Linked DNA regions of Homo sapiens: region 2 is linked to region 1. Evidence: chromatin loops called from intact Hi-C (ENCODE). Cell type or tissue: endothelial cell of umbilical vein. All regions are shown on one strand. Links, peaks and the distances in the headings refer to the core of each region. The heading gives the core; the rest is flanking DNA. Region 1 holds the start of ZIC4 (Zic family zinc finger 4). Region 2 has its middle 28 kb from the start of ZIC4-AS1.

Region 1 (8,324 bases), core at 39-8,038:
GGTCTAATTAGAAAAAAATACCGCGGCCGTTTTTCAAAAACTAAACAAATAGAAAAAAAATAAAACAAAAAGCCAGCAGCCCAGGATTAGCACTTTGCAAGCTTAAAAACCCGGAACGTCAATAAATTCTTACATCTGCAGTGGAATTATAAATATCTTAACTCTATTGTAATCCCTAATACAATTGGATCTACATTTTATTTTTATGTTTAAAAAAATTAATAGTAGGAGGAGTCGGTTTTTAGCATCAGATCTGGAAACTCGTATTACCCAGAGCTACACACGATTTCGGATTGCTTCCACCTGGCTCCTGGTTTCTAGTTTTCACGTTTGCGGCTTATTCTCCTGCCCTATTGCTTTTCTCTCCTCCCCCTGCCCCCTCCCCGACGCTCCGCATCCCCTGGTCGCCTCCTCCAACCCACCCCACTCCCTACATACACTCACATTTTATAGCGTAATCTGGGCCGGAGAGAACTCAACGCCGCAAATTCTTCCCTGACTCGGGCGTTAAACCCGAAGTCTCAAGCATGGTTCTCAGATCTCACCCGGGAAAATCAGAATAGGAAAGGAGACCCAGTTCCCGGCCTCTTGGGGGCAGGGGGCCCAGAATGTTTTGTCTGATGCCAGGCTACAACCCTGAGCTCGTGGGAACTTTTTTTTTTTTTAACTGTTCCGGACCTGTGTCTTGATTATTTTTAAAGGCCAAAGAGGGGAATCTGGTGTTTTGAAAACACCCTCATGGAGTCTAATAGACAACAAGTTCTTCCTTGCCTTCCTCGGACTTTCTCCACCCCTCAAACCCACTCTTAAAACCAGTCACTACTAAAACTGAACTCTTCAAATATGCATAAAGCTCCAAAAGCCTCCTCAATCCCAAATTATTTCCTTTCCCCACTCTGTCTCAATTCTTTCTGTCTCTGTTTTGTTTCTTTCTACGCCCTTAACCCGGCCTCCTCAATTTCCTCAGCTCTTTCCTTTGGCAAAGTCCTCAGTGAAGTGCACGGAGAGAGATGTTGGCAGCAAGCAAGGGTTTAGATTTGTCTGCAGCCTGAGCAGCTGGCGCCTCCGCGGCTGCCGGGAGCCAGCCACTTTCTCCGGCTTCGAAAGCACCAAGGTCTCCGCCAAACCAGGTTTGGCTTCCTGTTCTCCGACCTTTTTTGTTTCTCATTTAAAAAATCTATATACCCAGCTCCTCCTCGTCCGCCCTGTGTGTGTGTGTGTGTTTTCCATAATTTCAAGCCAGAAACTAAAAATCAGCGCACACTTTCCCTGCCTGCCTGCCGGAACCTGACGCCCGGGATCCCACCGAGGCTGCGTTTGTGCGACCTGGCCGCTGACTTTCGGTTTGGGTCCCAGGCCCAAGTGGGAATGGGTAGGGGTCCTACAGCTGTTTCCGTACCTGTGTGCGTCCTTTTGTGGATCTTTAAATTCTCGGAGCGCGCGAAGACCTTGCCACAGCCAGGGAAGGGGCAGGGAAAGGGCTTCTCGCCCGTGTGCACGCGGATGTGGTTAACCAGTTTGTATTTGGCTTTGAAGGGCTTGCCCTCGCGCGGACACTCCTCCCAGAAGCAGATGTGATTACTCTGCTCCGGGCCACCTACGTGCTCCACGGTGACGTGCGTAACTAGCTCGTGCATGGTGCTGAAAGTTTTGTTGCACGACTTTTTGGGGTTGGCCAGCTGCTCGGGCTCGATCCACTTGCAGATGAGCTCTTGCTTGATGGGTTGGCGCATGTAGCGGAAGAAGGCGCCGGCGCCGTGATGCGCGGCCATGTTCACGTTCATGGGCCCGTAGCCGTGCAGCTGCGGCGCAGCATAGTGCTCCGAACGCGGGCTGGTCACCTGGCCGTACTGCTCCGGTCGCGGGTACATGTCCCCCGAGAAGCCGAGCCTCATCTGCCCGTTGACCACGTTAGGCGACGCGTGGCCGGCAGCCTGCTCGTGAAGCCCGGGGAAGAGGAGGTGGCCCGCGGCGTCCGTGTGGCCGTGTGGGCCCCCGAAGCCCCCGGCCGATGCAGCAAAGAGGCTGTGCTGTGCGCTGGCTGCCGCCGCCGCGTCGCCAAAACCCCGGTTGCGGAACAGAAAGTCCCGCGTGGAGTTGAAGGCTGCGCTGGAATAGGAGCCGACGTGGCCCGGGTGATGGTGATGGCCCAGGGCCGCAGCAGCCGCGTAGCCTGGCGCCTGCGACGTGAAGGCCGTCTGGCCGGCCGAAGCCAGCTCGTGCGAACTGGGGTTGAGCTTGAAGGCGCCCATGCCGTCGGCGAACGGGTTGATGCCCAGGCCCACGTCTCGTTCGGCCACGTCGCCCGCGGAGTGGTGGCGGGACGCGCCAAAGGTGGTCACGCCGATCGCTGGGTACTGGGGGCCGGCGTCCAGGAGCATCGTGGCTGCTCGGGGCGAGCCCCGGCCTCCCCCGCCCCCCCCACCCTCGCCAGCCGAGGAGGGAAAATCGGGAGGAGGAGGAGGAACAAGAGGAGGAGGAAGAGGAGGAAGAAGAGGAGGAGGGAGGGGGAGTCGACCCACCTCGCGAAGTCCTAGCCTGCAGGCAATGGCGCGGCGCGCCCGGGCGCTGGCCGGGCCAAACGCAAAGTAGCCGGACGGCTGCGGGCCGCGAGTAACGCAGGCTCCAGCGCCCGCCAGGCAGATTCTGCCGGCCCGGCTCGCACTTTCTCGCCGCTCAGTCTCTGCCGAGAGGGCCGCGCGTCAAGGCTGCCCGGGGAAAGGCATGGAGCATCTCAGCCCCCTAAAAAAAAACTTCCTCCTGGATTTGTAGCATAGAGGAATGTGAGCGCCAGTGCCGCGACTGCTTCGCCCTCTCTCCGCCTCGCGCAGCGCGCCCCTCCTTACTTCTCCACTAGCCCCTCGCCCTTTCTTTTCTCTCTCTCTCCTTTCTCTCACGCTCGCCTCCTCGCTCCTTCACTCTCCGTTTTTCCCTCTCTGCTTTTTGAAAAAAAAAAAAAAAAAAGTGGGTGGGGGGGTGAAGAAAGAAAGAAAAAGCCAAAGAAAAGGCGCAAATCATGCACAATATTGTCTTTTGCGGTTTATCTTCCTGGGGAGAAACTTTCACCTCCTCAGCCGGGCGGTGAGCGCGAGACTGATAGCAGCAATCATTCCTGCAGATAAATGAATTGAAAGGACGACACCGTCCCCCCCTTGATGAATGGGAGCAGGGGGGAGGTGTCACGTGCTGCCGACGCTGGCGCCCATTGGTGCGCCCGCATTCCCCCCGCCCTCAGCCGCCGCGCCAACGGAGGGCGCGCCGAGGCGCCGCGCGCAGCTCATTGGCCCGCCCGCCTCATCAATCCCAGGTATTGTAAAGCGCTTGACATCCCCTTTTGACAAACCAGGGCTGCCAGGAGTAGCAACTTTTTTTTTAGCCAAATTTTTTCCCTCTTCTCACGGAAATTTTTTTTCTTTTTTCTTTTCTTTCTTTCTTTTTTTTTTTTTTTTTTTTTTTTTGCCACGATTACTTTTCCTTCTCACAGTCATATGCATTCCTCTTCCTCCTTTGCCCTCCCGCACCCCGGCGCTGCCCTTCCCGAAACCAACTTTTCGCTGAGCGATTAGAGACTTCAGACGTCTCCGGGTGCAGCAGGCGGGGATGGGGCTAGTAAACACAGCAAAGGCACTTCCAGAATGTCCCGATTCAGCAACTTTCTTTTCTTTCTTCCCCCTTCCCCCCTCCCTTCAAGAGCAGCAAAAGAGGCTTTTGTTATTTGCTCCTTTTGAAGTTTGTTTCCCTCTTGCTTTGTCCCCCTCCTGTTTATAATTTAAGATCTTGGGAGCACACGGGCACTATGCTCTCTTTACAAAAAAATGTAATTTCTCAGTGTAACCGGCAGCCTCTGTATTTCTCGCTTTTATCTAATCAGACTTCCGGCACCACCGCACCCCCCTCCCCGAAAACACACACACACACACACTCACACACACAGGTGGATGAAAGCGCTTAAGTTCCCAGGTTATTGAGGTTTGAATTTTTTAATGGCAAATTTGAAACGTTGTTGCCAGTTTCCTTTACTTTTTCTCTCTCTTGCGTTATTTTTCTGTTTTCTGCCTTTCCGTTGTCTCCTTCGACTGCCCCCGCTAACCCTGTCTCTCCTCACTCCTGTTCCCTACTTGGGCCCCTTTCATTCAGGTAAAACTGTAAATTTCCCAACGCGCTATTGTTCCCTTGGGCTGCCCAAAGCTCCCTAGAGATCCCCGAATACTTTTTCGGTATTTAAATCCCCAATAGATAGGACCAATGTAAATTTTGTGACATTCAAACCTTTTCTAGTTCACAAATCAGTCACCCTTGTCACAGTTATTGAAATTCCGCAACTCGCCACACCAGGACGGTGGAAAAAGCGGGCGCGGTCTTTGTTGCCGACCAGGCTTTTGATCGCCAGAGAAAATTTACTTACCTTCAGATGAGTGAGCAGAAAAAGAAATAACACTCCCTTTGATTTAGTTAGGAAAATGCAGACATTTGGATTCAGTGCAAACATACAACACTCGCTTGTTTTCGCGATGCGGCCCTCGATTAACCTGTCTTTGCCTAGCGCAAAGTCTATTCAACAACTGCGCGTAGTTTCTTTTTGTCCCTTCCACAAAGAGCCATTGACTATATATTAAAATGATTGTTGAAAGGTAGGGGAGTATGGTACTTAAAAGCAGGAAAAAAAAATCCCTGTGACTCAATCAATTAAGCCGAGCAACATTTATGCATTTCAAAAAATGCACGCGGATGCGGGGGGTTGTGGGGACGAAGGTTGCATTTCTCCGCAGCTCTGTTTAAAACCCAGCAGTCCTGGCCGAGGCTTTAGCTGAAGCGTCTGCATATTCATTAGGTCTAATTATTTTCTAGTAAGGAAAACACAAAAAGCCAAGAGTCGGAATCCTTCAATTTACCCTTTGTTTCTAACTTCATTTGGCTTCTTTGCAGCTGAATCAAAGCCCTAAACTCTTTTTCCAAACAAAGAAACCTCAACTCATCCTTTCATAGGCGGCCCGGTTAGGAAACTCACCGTGCCCCAGCGAGAGGAAAATGAAAATGAATATATTTTTTGCCCTGACGCCAGCGCTGACTGCACGGGCTGGAGGAAGGCAGGGTCAGCGTCCGCCGCTCCTCGCCTTTCTGGTTTTCTGGTCTTCTCACCAACTAGATTCTCGCTTGGGGCTGGCCGGCGGGACTGCCCTTTCCATGGGCTGTGCTTGCTCAAAAGTCGGCTTGGGTATCCGGGATGATTTCCCGGTGCCTGAAGGGACCTGGCTGAGCATTTGTGCTTGTGCCGGGAAATATAAATTCGGAAAAAAAATTAATTGTTCTGTTCCCATCAACAAGTCTGAGTCTAGCAGCCCAGCATTTCCCACCAACTTTGAGTGGAATGGAATGAGGAGTGGAGGTAAAGAAAGGGCCGAGGTATCTTTAAAAATTATTGTACACTTGGTTGGAAAAAAAAAAGATATATCGGAGGCACTAAGTCTTTTTACCTACAAGGGGAAGTTGGATCCTGCTTCCCCTGGAGTTTAGAAAACCTCATCTGTATGGAGAAGTTTTCTCTAGAGGCTGTATTCCTCTCACTAGGGAGAACAGATATTGAACCCACCTCGCCCGCCTTTCAGGAAACACACGCGGGCGCACACACACACACACAACAAGGGAGGGGACCTAAGGGGGGAAGGGTAGCTGTTGGGAGGGGGAGAGGGAAAATAATTCTTCAAAAAAGAAAAGTCAGTCTTCTCCTCTCCAGTCCGTGGAAAATCCAACGGGGACGTTGACAAGAGGGTATTTTTAGGAAACACATCCAAATATACAGGGTAAGAGTGAATGTGAGAAAAAAAAAAGTTGTGGGTTGTAGAAGTTATCAAGTGGGATTTGCGGCGCTCTCTGCAGGAAACGCGAACGGCTCCAGTTCAAAGCCACATGCACCAACGTGACATATAAGCCATTAAAATATCATCCTGACGGCTCATTTCTGCTTCATCATACATTCCCTAACTGCTTCCTGAAAGCTGGAAAAGGAGAAGTGAAGGATGACCGCCTCGCTGGAACCACAAAAGAGAGGCTTGGAGGGGTTTGTGGTCCCCTCTCAGCCACCCCGAAATGATGTGCAGAAATGAGGCGATCCTGGCAACAGGTGGAGTGGGGTAAGTGCGTGAGTCCAGGGGGCAGACAGATGAGAACTGTACCTCCAGCGACCGGGTAGCAAGTACCCTCAAGGGGACCACTGGCACCCAAACCCCAGTGGGGGAAGAGGCCCAGCCAGTCTTTCTGCCCCATCTCCTCCTTCATCCTACCCCCCTCCCCCAACCGTGGATAAAGGCCCCACCCCACTGACACTAAGGGGAGGAGGGGGCCCTTCCGCAAAGGGGCAACGCAGAGGATGAGTCCATCCCTTCTTCCCAGGAGGAGGGAAAAGGGGTACAAATGGGGCTCCCACTGGCACAGGAACCAGGAGCAGTTTGTTGCCTGCCTGCCTTCCCTTCTCTCCTTGTGAATTGCCTGGGTGCCCCACCGTGGGCACAAGAATGGAAGTCGTGGCCCAGAGCTTCCCTCGCGAAAAATGAGCAAGGCGGGTGCCGGGAGGGGGCCTTTACAGGAGGTATCTCTGCTCTGCCCCCAAGGGGGTGGCTAGGAGAGTCTCTGCTTCCCCTCTCCAGGGTCAAAGCGCCAAGTTAGCCCAGATGGCAGCAAGACGATGGAACTTCTCCGCCCCAACCTGACGGCAGATGCCGCCTGAGTCCACCTCAGGGCGGCTCCTTGCCCTCCCTCACCCTGGTCCTGCCTCAGGAAGCTGACTGCTGGGATCTGCTCTCTGCGCGCGGCCAGCAGTGGGTTCGGGACTTGGCTTTCTTTATCTCCAATGCGAACAAGAGCAGCAACTAGCTCTCTGGGGAGCAGGCCGCAGCTCCTAGGATTCTGGCCCCTAGCCTAGACCCAGGGGCATTGGAAATTAGGGGCCAATGAGGAGGGAATAGAGCTGAGCTGTGAAAGAAAGCTAGGACTGGCTCAAAGGTTGGATCTGAAAGTTGGGGTTGATGAATGGCCCATGTCAAAGTCTTAGGAAAGCGGAGGGGCTTTTGGAGGGTTGCACTTCGGCCGTCACCGTCTTCAGGAAACTCCCTTTGGATTCCAAGGTCATGTTTTCCCCGCTTTCCGACAGTATTGTCCTCGCAGCGACCCACACCACTGCATGCTGCTCTTTTTTCTCCTGTCTCAGCCGCCTGCAGGTTGGGGGAGGGGTGATTCAAAGGGAGGGCTAAATGCCCAGCCTGATCTACTGATACAAACTCTATTCTGGGCACCCGGATGCTGCCCACACTTACTTCAGCCCCGAGCTGGGAAACCCAAGCTTCTCCCTCTAGAGAACAGGAGAATGAGTAAAGGCCCCTGCACAACCCAGCCTCAGCAAACTCCTGGCGCTTGAGGGTCGAATGGAGGGGAGCCAGAAAGGTGCAGGGTGCAGATGAGTAAATCAGGCAGCGGGCAAAGGCCGGGGCCAGTTTCCTCTCTGGCTCAGAGCTCCCTGCCAGCTTTCAGGGTTTTTGCTCTGCGCCCGCCAGGGACAAGTTGCAGCGGAGAGGTGGGCATGCCTTTCCCGCGCCTGCCGGCTAGTCAGTAAGGAGCAGCTCGGGAACTGAAGTCTCTAGCTGCAGCTGACCTCTGACCTTGGGTAGTCCTGCGCCGGCTAGGTCGGCCCCACAATTTGCAGCTTCCGAGGCTCCCCCAAATAAAAATGGTGCTTTTTGCACCTACCCACTGTCCCACCTTCTTGGCTCTCCTCCGGCACTATCAATCACTGGAGCTCCCTGGCACCCGTTCCTCTTCTCAAGGTGGGGCCAGGAGGGCAGATTCCAAAAAGTCTCCAGGATGTGCTATGGACTGGTAATTAGGAGGCCGTGGTTGATGTGGGGAGCAAGCATTTGGGGAAAACGAAACTGAGTTTCTACATTCCGTGGTTGTTTGGGACCTCAGGTCCACGGGCCCCAGGATTGCTCCCAAATTCTCTCACCTCTCTTTCAGCAAGATGACTGGCTTGTTTGCTAAGTGGTGTCAGAGTTTGAACTAAAGGAGATGTTTACCCTAGTTCCCTGTGTAGGCTGTGTGATGGAAACGCTACAGAGAGCCTCCTAAGGTCCCTGTTGCCTGCCCTAGTCCAATCTCTGCAATATTTGTTTGCATGTCTATGGGTCTGTAGTGCACAAAAGGCTGACAGGACCTGGGAGAGAAGTGATCCAGACCTCTTAGAAGTTGGGTTGGGGCTGCCTTATGGGTGGACAGGGATCTCTAGGGAACCTCACACCCATTTCCCCCAGAAGCAAAAGAGTAAATTCTATTAT
Region 2 (8,324 bases), core at 161-8,160, 50 kb after region 1:
GAAAAAGTAGCCGAAAAATTGGATACTAAATGTCGAATCCAAACTGAGTAAATTTTTGAAGTATGCAGTATCCATATTTCCCATTGACTTAAAATAAAAATGAATGTAATTCAAATCTACTTGTGTTTTTTTTTTGTTGTCTAAATAGAATATTCAATGTGACAAAATGAATCTATAAATATGTGATCTGCATAGTAGACACAGACACAACCAGTTCAATAATGATTGATACTATTTTTAAGTAGTGGGTGCTGAATACATTATCTAAAGAAATGCTCTGAGCATCTGAAGGTTGAGGATCTTACAGTGATCTTAGTTCTGAGAAAATGGCTCATGTATGTTTCGGCTCAGTGTTGGTCTCACTAGCAATAAGTTGTGGCAAATGACATCTGACCATAATGATAATATTAATGTTACTGTCCCTTTGGAAAAGAAAAGTTGAATTCAGTATCTGTTTGCTTTGGCATTATTTTTCCAGCCATCTAACCATCCTTTATGGTACAGTGTGGCTGTTGTTTCTGGAGTTGTAGTGTCTACCCACTCCCTTCTCTCTGGGTAAACCTCCTCTCGCGCCCCCTAGCGGAGGGTTTGGCAGTGCAGAAGCAACAACCACCAGCGATTATTTATTGAACACCTGCTGTGCGCCAAGCACTGTGGAGGAAGCTGTAGCTTGTCTAGATCTGGGTGGGGTCTAATGCCACGCACAGGCTCTGTAAAATGATTTAAGACTGAGCAGATATTCTAGCTCTGGGTCCTTGTGGCTCCTCACCTGGGGGCCTCTTCAGAGCCCTCACTCACGTTGCACTTGGAGCCTGACTGGAGGCATTTCTGGCTATCAGAATTTCCCAGCTATAGTTAGTTTGGGATGGAGAGGCTTGCTGCTCCTTGGCGGGCCTGGTTATAATTTGTGTCCTCTTGTATAGAGCTGTCCAGTTTGACCTGTAGCTACAACCAATCCTGGATCAGCATTGTCAGACCTCGGTTCCACCACACTCTGTTTGAAGAGCTCCATTTTGTGCAGTGGCAGTCACAACAAAACTCAACTTTCCTCTGTGACTTTGTTCTTTTGATTTTTAATAGATCAAAGACGTGGAGGGAGGAAGGAAAAGCGGGGGTGGGGGGGAGAAGAGGAGGGGTAGGGATTGTTTTCGTGTCAAGATGCATCTCCCATTTGAGGCCACTAGCCCCATTAGAAGAGAAAAGTGCACGGAAAAGGGCGAGAAACCTGCACTTGGCTCGGCATTGTTTAGGGGATTCGAGCTGCGGCCGCCGTGGCCGCCGCCACAGCCATACAGTACAGTATCCATGGCAACGCAACCTGCTGCTGCCGCCGCCAAAGTTGAAGGCGCTTGAAAGGCTTGTAGAGACCAGAATCTCAACCCCTATTTTGGTTCCCCCGAGAACAACGGAGAGAAAATGAGGCAGGGAAAGAAAGGAGGAGGAAAGGAGGAAGGAGGGGGGAGGGAAAGTAGGAGAGGAGAAAAAGAGAGAGAGGGAGGGAGGAAATATTTGTATGAATGAGAGGGACTAAGAGAGAATATGAGAGAGAGGGAGGGAGAAGGCCAAGAGAAACCCCACTCCAGGCCCATGAATGCTGGCATTGTCCCTTTTCTGAATCTGATTTACCATATCATAACCCCCAGGAAGAAGAAAACATCAATATCCCAAAGGAATGGAGATGTTTCTATGGAAAACCTAGGAATTTTAGTCCATAACAGATCTGGCATAAAAAAATCAAAGAGATCAAAGGCAGAGCTCCCTGGAGTAGAGATGCGTCTCTGAATTAAAGATGGACGATGCAGACTACAAAGTGCTTTTTTCTTCTTTATCCAGTCCTCTGTTTCCATTTCAAGGGAGGCGCTGGTCTCGTCATATCTAAACTAGACAGTCATTGCGAACAATGTCATAAAGAGGATAAAAGAGGGAGTGGGGGGCACCAAGAGCTCAGCTTCCTCTGTCCTAGTTGGTTTTCCAACCACCTTCTCCAGCATTCTCAGCACAGGTGTCAGCCAAGCCCCACTCATAGAAGGAGCTTGTGGAAAAGCCCACCCCTACCTTCAAGTCTGTAGGGGCAGTTAGGAAAAATTAGATTCTCTGAAATCAGGGGATGAGAAGTGGTATTAGGTTGTTTTCTTGCCTTACCAAATTAAACTTGGGACAATATCAAAGGCTCTGTGTGGCAGTTCTGGGATGGGGAGGAGAGAGCAGGATCTTCAGGCCCAGATGGGGACTGGAGTGGGGGACAGAGTGCCCTAGGTCAGGGGAATTCGGGTCAGCCCCAATAGCTGTCTTTGCAGACATGGGTTCCTCGCAGCTCTTCTGAGACAGAGGCCGCAAAGAGGGAGACATTCCTGTTGGGGGGCGGTGGTCTAGTTAAGTAAGACATCTCCTTGCCAGACAGCCTTTCAATTTGCACATCTAAGAAACCAATACATCTCTAAATGTGTTTTAGACACTGACAAGAAAGACTAGGTGACTTCTAGTTTGAGGGCAAAGCTTATTTTAAACTGTTGAGGGTTTTATTGACCTTTGACTCGTAATGTGATTACCTAGTGATTTTAATTCTTTTTAAACCTAAAGTCGAGTTGAGTTAGGTATCATGATGCTCGGGTGTGTCAGTAGAAGTGCACGGAAAGGAATAGACCAGCAGCAGCCCCAGATGAAGGTCTTCTCCACGTGCACAAAGATAATTCTCTGGCCTGGCTCACAACGTGTTCGTGTTTGTTCCCGTGCGCGTCTGCGGGGCGGCTTGTGGGCCTGTTGTCCGGCTTCTTTCTGACCGTACTTACGGCTGGCAAATTAAAACAATAAATTTTCTAAAGCTGAAGCCTATCCGCTTCCTCTGGAAAGAAGAAAAGATAATCAGCGAGGCGGACGGGACCTGCGTGTGGGGAGCCAAACCTCCAGAGGCCTCGGGTCTTTGCCCAGCGAGTCTCCCCTCAAATTTCCCTAAAGCCAGCGTCAGCAGATGAATATTCGAGAAGTCAGTTAAGTTGTTTGCAAACACGTGCTGGCTAGCGCGGCGAACGGAGGACAGAAAGCCTGTTCCCAGGGTGGAATCAGCATCTGTACTGGCCGCAAGCAGCCCTGGGGTCAGACCCGACACTAAGTAAACAGCGACGCGGTCGAGGGGCTCCTTTGTAGCGGCCGCAGCTGTCCGGTCATTTATTGTCCAGCCAGGACTGGGGTCTGGGGCGCTGCCCTGGCGCCAACTCTGTGCACAAAAACATACCGGGGAGGGCTACACGCATGGCCGCCCCCAGGCCGCCAGACCTTCTCTTTCTGTCTCCCCTTCAGCATCCTGCACCATGCAGGCAGTTTTTCTCCTTAAGTAACAAAGCACCGGTGTAAAAACTCCAGCACCTGGCGGGAGGAGGAGAAAGGGAAAAAGACCTCCCTTCCCAGTGGAGGTGGAAAGAACAGAAGCACAGGACAAAATAACAGGAGGGTTGGAAATCGAAATAAAACTGATAGCAAGAATGATATTGAATGATCTTGTTAACCAGATTTTTTTTGTCCCAAATTGTATGTCTTGGAGAAGTTAGTGAGTGTGTCCGATGACAGAGAAGGAGGAACAGGGACGAGGCAATGATTTTCCTGAGCCAAGGGGTTGGGGTGGCATAGTCTTGGGTCTTGATGGCTCACTCAGGGGGCCCTATAGAAACGCCCCCAAGGATTCAACCACCTGGGAGGCTCTTTACTTCTGGTATTTCTCCTAAGGATGAAACTTGCAATTCAAACACTCTCGTTGCCGATTCTCTCCTCCCGCACCGCTCTTACCTCCACTCCCACATTCCCCTCCCAGCAAGGTTAGCGCACTGGAAGCAATGTGAAGGGGCTGTGGGGAAGGTGAGGCCCGAGTTTCAGGCTACTTTTGTCTGATTCAGACTCTTTCAGAATGACCAGCAAGTTCAACCTGTACCGCAGAGCCAGGACTCACTGGGGAGAAATGACTTTTGCATCCTGGAGTTCTGTGGATAAGCTGAAATTTAAATACAGAGTAGCTAGCAGGCTATGGGGTACTGAAGTGGCTCCTGAGGTGAGACCTTTTACACCTTCCAGACCCTTCCTCGCCCAAATACATGCTTCAGACTCTGTGGCTCCCACTTCATAGGGGTTTTGGGGCACAGTTCTCAGGATTATGGCTAAAGGAGCCAAGTTGGAGGCTTGGACCAGCTGCCTATGGCTGGCCATTTAGGCCCTCATTGAGCCCATAGTCAACAGGGCATTTCACATCCTCAGTGAGCCAAGCTTGAGCAGCTTCAGTGCAGATCTGTGTCCAAGTACAGAGCTGTGGCTAATGGCACCTGCCAAATAGCCACTTGTCTCCTTGCTCTGGAAGATAATTTGTTAGCTGCTCTCCTCTTGGCATTTGCATGAATTCTGTTATTATCTTTTTTTAAGAAAAAAGAAAAAAACTTTTAAGATTTCATTTTGATCTACAAGTCTCTGCCAAACATTGAAGAATGAAACCAGTCATTTGGCTTAGGTGGCTTCTCTCTGATTTGCCTTATGCAGTGAACTCCTAAATTTAGAAAGGTGGGAGATAAAAATCATACCAAAAATTTAAAATGCTATCAGGGTGTTGCTGCTGAAAAAAGTAAATCCACAGATCCCACCTGAATAAGAGAATTGATTCTGACAAAGGTTTCAAAACTCAAGCTCCTGCCCCCTGTGCAAAAATGCTCAAGAGGTCGAATTATTTTTAATTTTTTTAAAAAACAACAGAATAGCCAGGGTGAAGTGAGGGCTAACATTTTGAGTAGCAGACGCTACTAAGTTCCTGCTATTCAAGTGAGAGAAAGTTTTGAGGTCCCAATCCATAGAAACTTCAGTTGTCAAAGCTTAATTAATGTGAAGAATGGATGATTTTCAAGCACTCTGACAGTGGTTCTAATTGCCTGCTTGCTCTTGTGTGTGATTTGCTGCAGGGAGTGGGTTGGGCAACTATGAACCAACTACCTACCAGTAAGTTTATTAAAAAGAAACTCTTGAATGAATGGGGGAGCCTCAGGTTTTGGCCCGCTGGGGAGGGAACTTGGCAAGAGCGTTATTTGTGTCGGTGAGTGTAGAATCCCGTGGGCAGGTTACCTGGGGACCATGGTCCCCCAAACAAGGTTGTGTAGAAGCTTTTCAGCAGCTTTTTCCAGAACATTTATCCGCAAGCTTCGGGGATCTATCCGTCTGTCTACCTCTCTAACTATCTATCGATCGATCTACCTATCATGTATCTATCCATTCATCCATCTACAGCTTGGTGAGACATTTGCCGAGGACAAATCCGATGGCAAATCGTTCCTTAGGCGGTGGTTCCTTAGGCGAAGAATTTAGACCACCGCCGCGGTCTAAACTGGAGCCGCGCCTGGCGGAAAAGACTGGAATTGGAAGCCGCGCCAGACAGCCCAATCTCAAAATTCCAAGCGCTACCCTCGCCCTCTCTGGGTTGGAAGCGGGACTGCCCAGCTTGCTGAGCTCCCCTTTTAGTTGGAAGGGATGTGGGGAAATATTGGATAACTTTGCCATATCTGCAACAAATAAACAGGGTAATTAAAATGACGCAAATGCTGGTGTTGGACTTAGCTGCTTCTATGATCATTAAAGGCAGCGACTTAAAAAAAAAACTCAATTAAGCCTAATGATGGACCTTTACTTCTTGTGAATAGATGGCAAGTAAAACCAATTAGACACATTCATCAGATTCTTTCCACCAAGTTTCTATAGACATTAGGATATGTTCTCAGTACAGCTCAGGAACTCGCACAATATTAACCGCCCAGCGCCGGGGCAGGTGGGGAGGCACGTGGATCTGGGTTAAAGAAATGCAATCCCCTACCCCCCATCCCATCCTAGGAAGCCGATTGCATCGGGGCAAGGCCGGTCCATTCTTGATTCTTCCTAGTGCAGCACCCGTCCCCTTCCCACCCAACTTTTTTTCCAAAAAATCGCTCAAAATTAACGAGTTTTCTGTTTTCTAAATCCCTCTGTGTGGTCAAGAATCCTGGATGTGGGAGTGCTTGGCAAAACCTAACTCTTCTTGGCGCAGAATAGCACCTAGGAAAGGCTGGAATTAAGAACCCAGAGAACGCAAATCGAATAATAGGAAAACAATATTAGTTCTCCCTTTGCATTTTCTTCAAAATTTTCTGCGGAGGCCAGAGTGTTTCCAAGGGGCCCAGATCTGGGGGCTGGGGGTGGGCTAGGAGGAGGAGCCGCAGGGAGAGTCAAATATGCCGAACTCCCCAAACATCAAGCGTTACTAACAACCTGGTATCACCAGGTCAAATGGCCTCAGTGCGAGATGATCTTCCCGAACGGATTTAAGACATTTTTGAGCTGGAGCTCTGACCCAGCCTCCCCGGAGAGCGCAGAAGTTGAACTTCTGGGTCATTTTCCGGTGGCCTAAGCTGTCGCAGTCTTCCTCCAAACTACGAGTTTCATCTATTGGCTTAGGGGCTATAGTTTGAACAAGAACTTTTTTTCCATTGCTCTGGAAGTAACAGGTAGTGCTAGAGCTTTTAAGGAAGAAAGAGATGAATGTATATGCTGGGTTCCCGGTGAGAGGCCACAGCTTTTAAACAACTTGTGAAAGGGCATGAAATTCAGCATCCAAGCAGATCCTAAAATTTAATATTCATCGCCTAACATATTCCCATAACTAATATGTATCTCCGTATTTGGAGTACGTTGATACAGTTTTCATTTTATTTTTGTGTATTAAAAGAGTACATAAAATGATATATAAATATTAAGTGGTATATGCTATTTATAAGAACATACAAATGTATGGCAATAAATATATCAGATGTGTAATGTATATTAGGTGATATGTCCTAGGCTAAATATGTATCTAGAGGTACATATGTATATGTATTTAGAGTGTGTATTTACAATCGATTTTGGACGATGCTGAGTGAAACCTTTTGAGCTCCATCCGTAGCTGACTGAGGCAAAAACAAGCATCTTCTTAATAGTGCCATTTCTAAACCCTTCTCTTGATCATCGCTCTGGCATCGCCTCCACTACCTCCATATAAATAAGAAAATCGTATAAAATAGGTAAACAAACAGAACACTCCAACCTTCTCCCAACCGGGTAAGCCTAACCCTTCACCTCAAAGCTGTTTTTTTGTTTGTTTGCTTGTTTCGTTTTTTCTTTTTTTAGTTTGATTCTGCTCCCAAACTTTCCCGCTGCATGGAGACTTTTTAGGGCCAATCTCCAAATTGGCGGAGATTCTGCGACCCAGCTCCAGACCTGAGCAGAAGGCGTGACTCAGACCTAGTCCTGGCCACCAGGAAATAATGGTAGCTGAATGAGGGGAATAAAAATCAAGGCGAGGGCGACCATTGGGACTGTTAGGCACGTGAGCACAGTCCCGGGAGGATTTTTTTTTTTTTTTTTTTTTTCAGCTAACGGTCTTTGAATGAGAGTCTATGACATCAGGTTGCAGATAAGGAGCGGGTAAGAGAGATAAAAGTTGAAAAGGTTTTGATTTGCAAGAGAACAAACTTTTTGAATTCTCCATGCAGATGGTGCAAATCTGCCTGTAATCATTTTTCAGCTCAACCGGGAGCTGATATCCTAGAGAAGCCCCAAAGTAAATAAGCATCCCTCCCACCCCCCAAAGTCACGCCTTTAAAAGGAACACCGTCTGCCTAATTACGTTTGAATTATGCAAGGAGCTCCGCAGAGGATGGAACTTTAGACAAATAATTGCTCCATTGTGAGCGGCCGGCCCGCCCGGCGCGGCCTCCCTCCCCTTTTCATCACTCGCGCTCGGAAGGCGGCGGGTCTCTCAGCCACCTGAAAACCGCCGTTGGGGGCCGAGCCAGAGACTCCTGCCTAATTAACCTACTTTTCCTCCCAGTGGATGTCAAGATTTTAAGAAAGGGTTGGGGGAGGGAAAAGAGGGACACACAGGGGTTCCCCACAACCCCAAGAGTCGAAACAAAGTTACTTTGCCAAGATTCATAGTTATGACTCGTTTGCACTTCAGGCAAAAAACTTGAGATGTCCCCAGGGAATTGCTTGGAAAAGCTTCCGCTGCTATCGGGGTGCCTTGAGGAGACAGAAAGTTTTGGAAAATTAATGCCATTTGTGTGTTTCAATAGTGTTACAGTAAATCATCGTAATCAAACAGGTTCTCAAAGTTTGGGAATAAATGAGAAAATGTAAAGATCTCTATAATCCTTAAATGAAGAATTAGGTTAATTTTCCAAATGAGGATTCAATTAAATTCATCTCGTATGTAATTTTGTAAGCAGAAAGAAAGAAAGAAAGAAAGAAAGAAAGAAAGAAAGAAAGAAAGAAAGAAAGAAAGCAAGCAA

Evidence for each region. A loop is a pair of places that touch in the nucleus more often than their neighbours do. Peaks named below come from ENCODE experiments on the same cell type or tissue, not always from the same donor. Only the 100,000 strongest peaks of a DNase experiment are listed, where the experiment ranks them.
Region 2: a loop joins it to region 1, with 2.6 times the contacts of the local background. A loop is called at or near these places in 6 of 110 quality-filtered maps.

Annotation. Positions count from the first base shown.
Region 1 is chr3:147,404,170-147,412,493 of GRCh38, reverse strand. It overlaps ZIC4 (Zic family zinc finger 4), which reads left to right and starts at 5,951. Exons shown (of 5, transcript NM_032153.6): 1 at 5,951-6,131. ZIC1 (Zic family zinc finger 1) reads right to left here and starts at 3,129. Exons shown (of 3, transcript NM_003412.4): 1 at 1,400-3,129. The coding sequence starts at 2,381. RefSeq lists enhancers at 1-316, 2,942-3,522, 3,945-5,135. In endothelial cell of umbilical vein, for the core only: no CTCF peak of the experiment used is centred there; no DNase peak of the experiment used is centred there; H3K4me3 peaks cover 410 bases; H3K27me3 peaks cover 7,789 bases.
Region 2 is chr3:147,354,272-147,362,595 of GRCh38, reverse strand. No RefSeq gene overlaps it. Among named protein-coding and RNA genes, the nearest start is that of ZIC4-AS1, 28 kb to the left of the region's middle. RefSeq lists an enhancer at 2,481-3,067. In endothelial cell of umbilical vein, for the core only: a CTCF peak has its summit at 583 (motif pointing left); no DNase peak of the experiment used is centred there; H3K27me3 peaks cover 7,523 bases.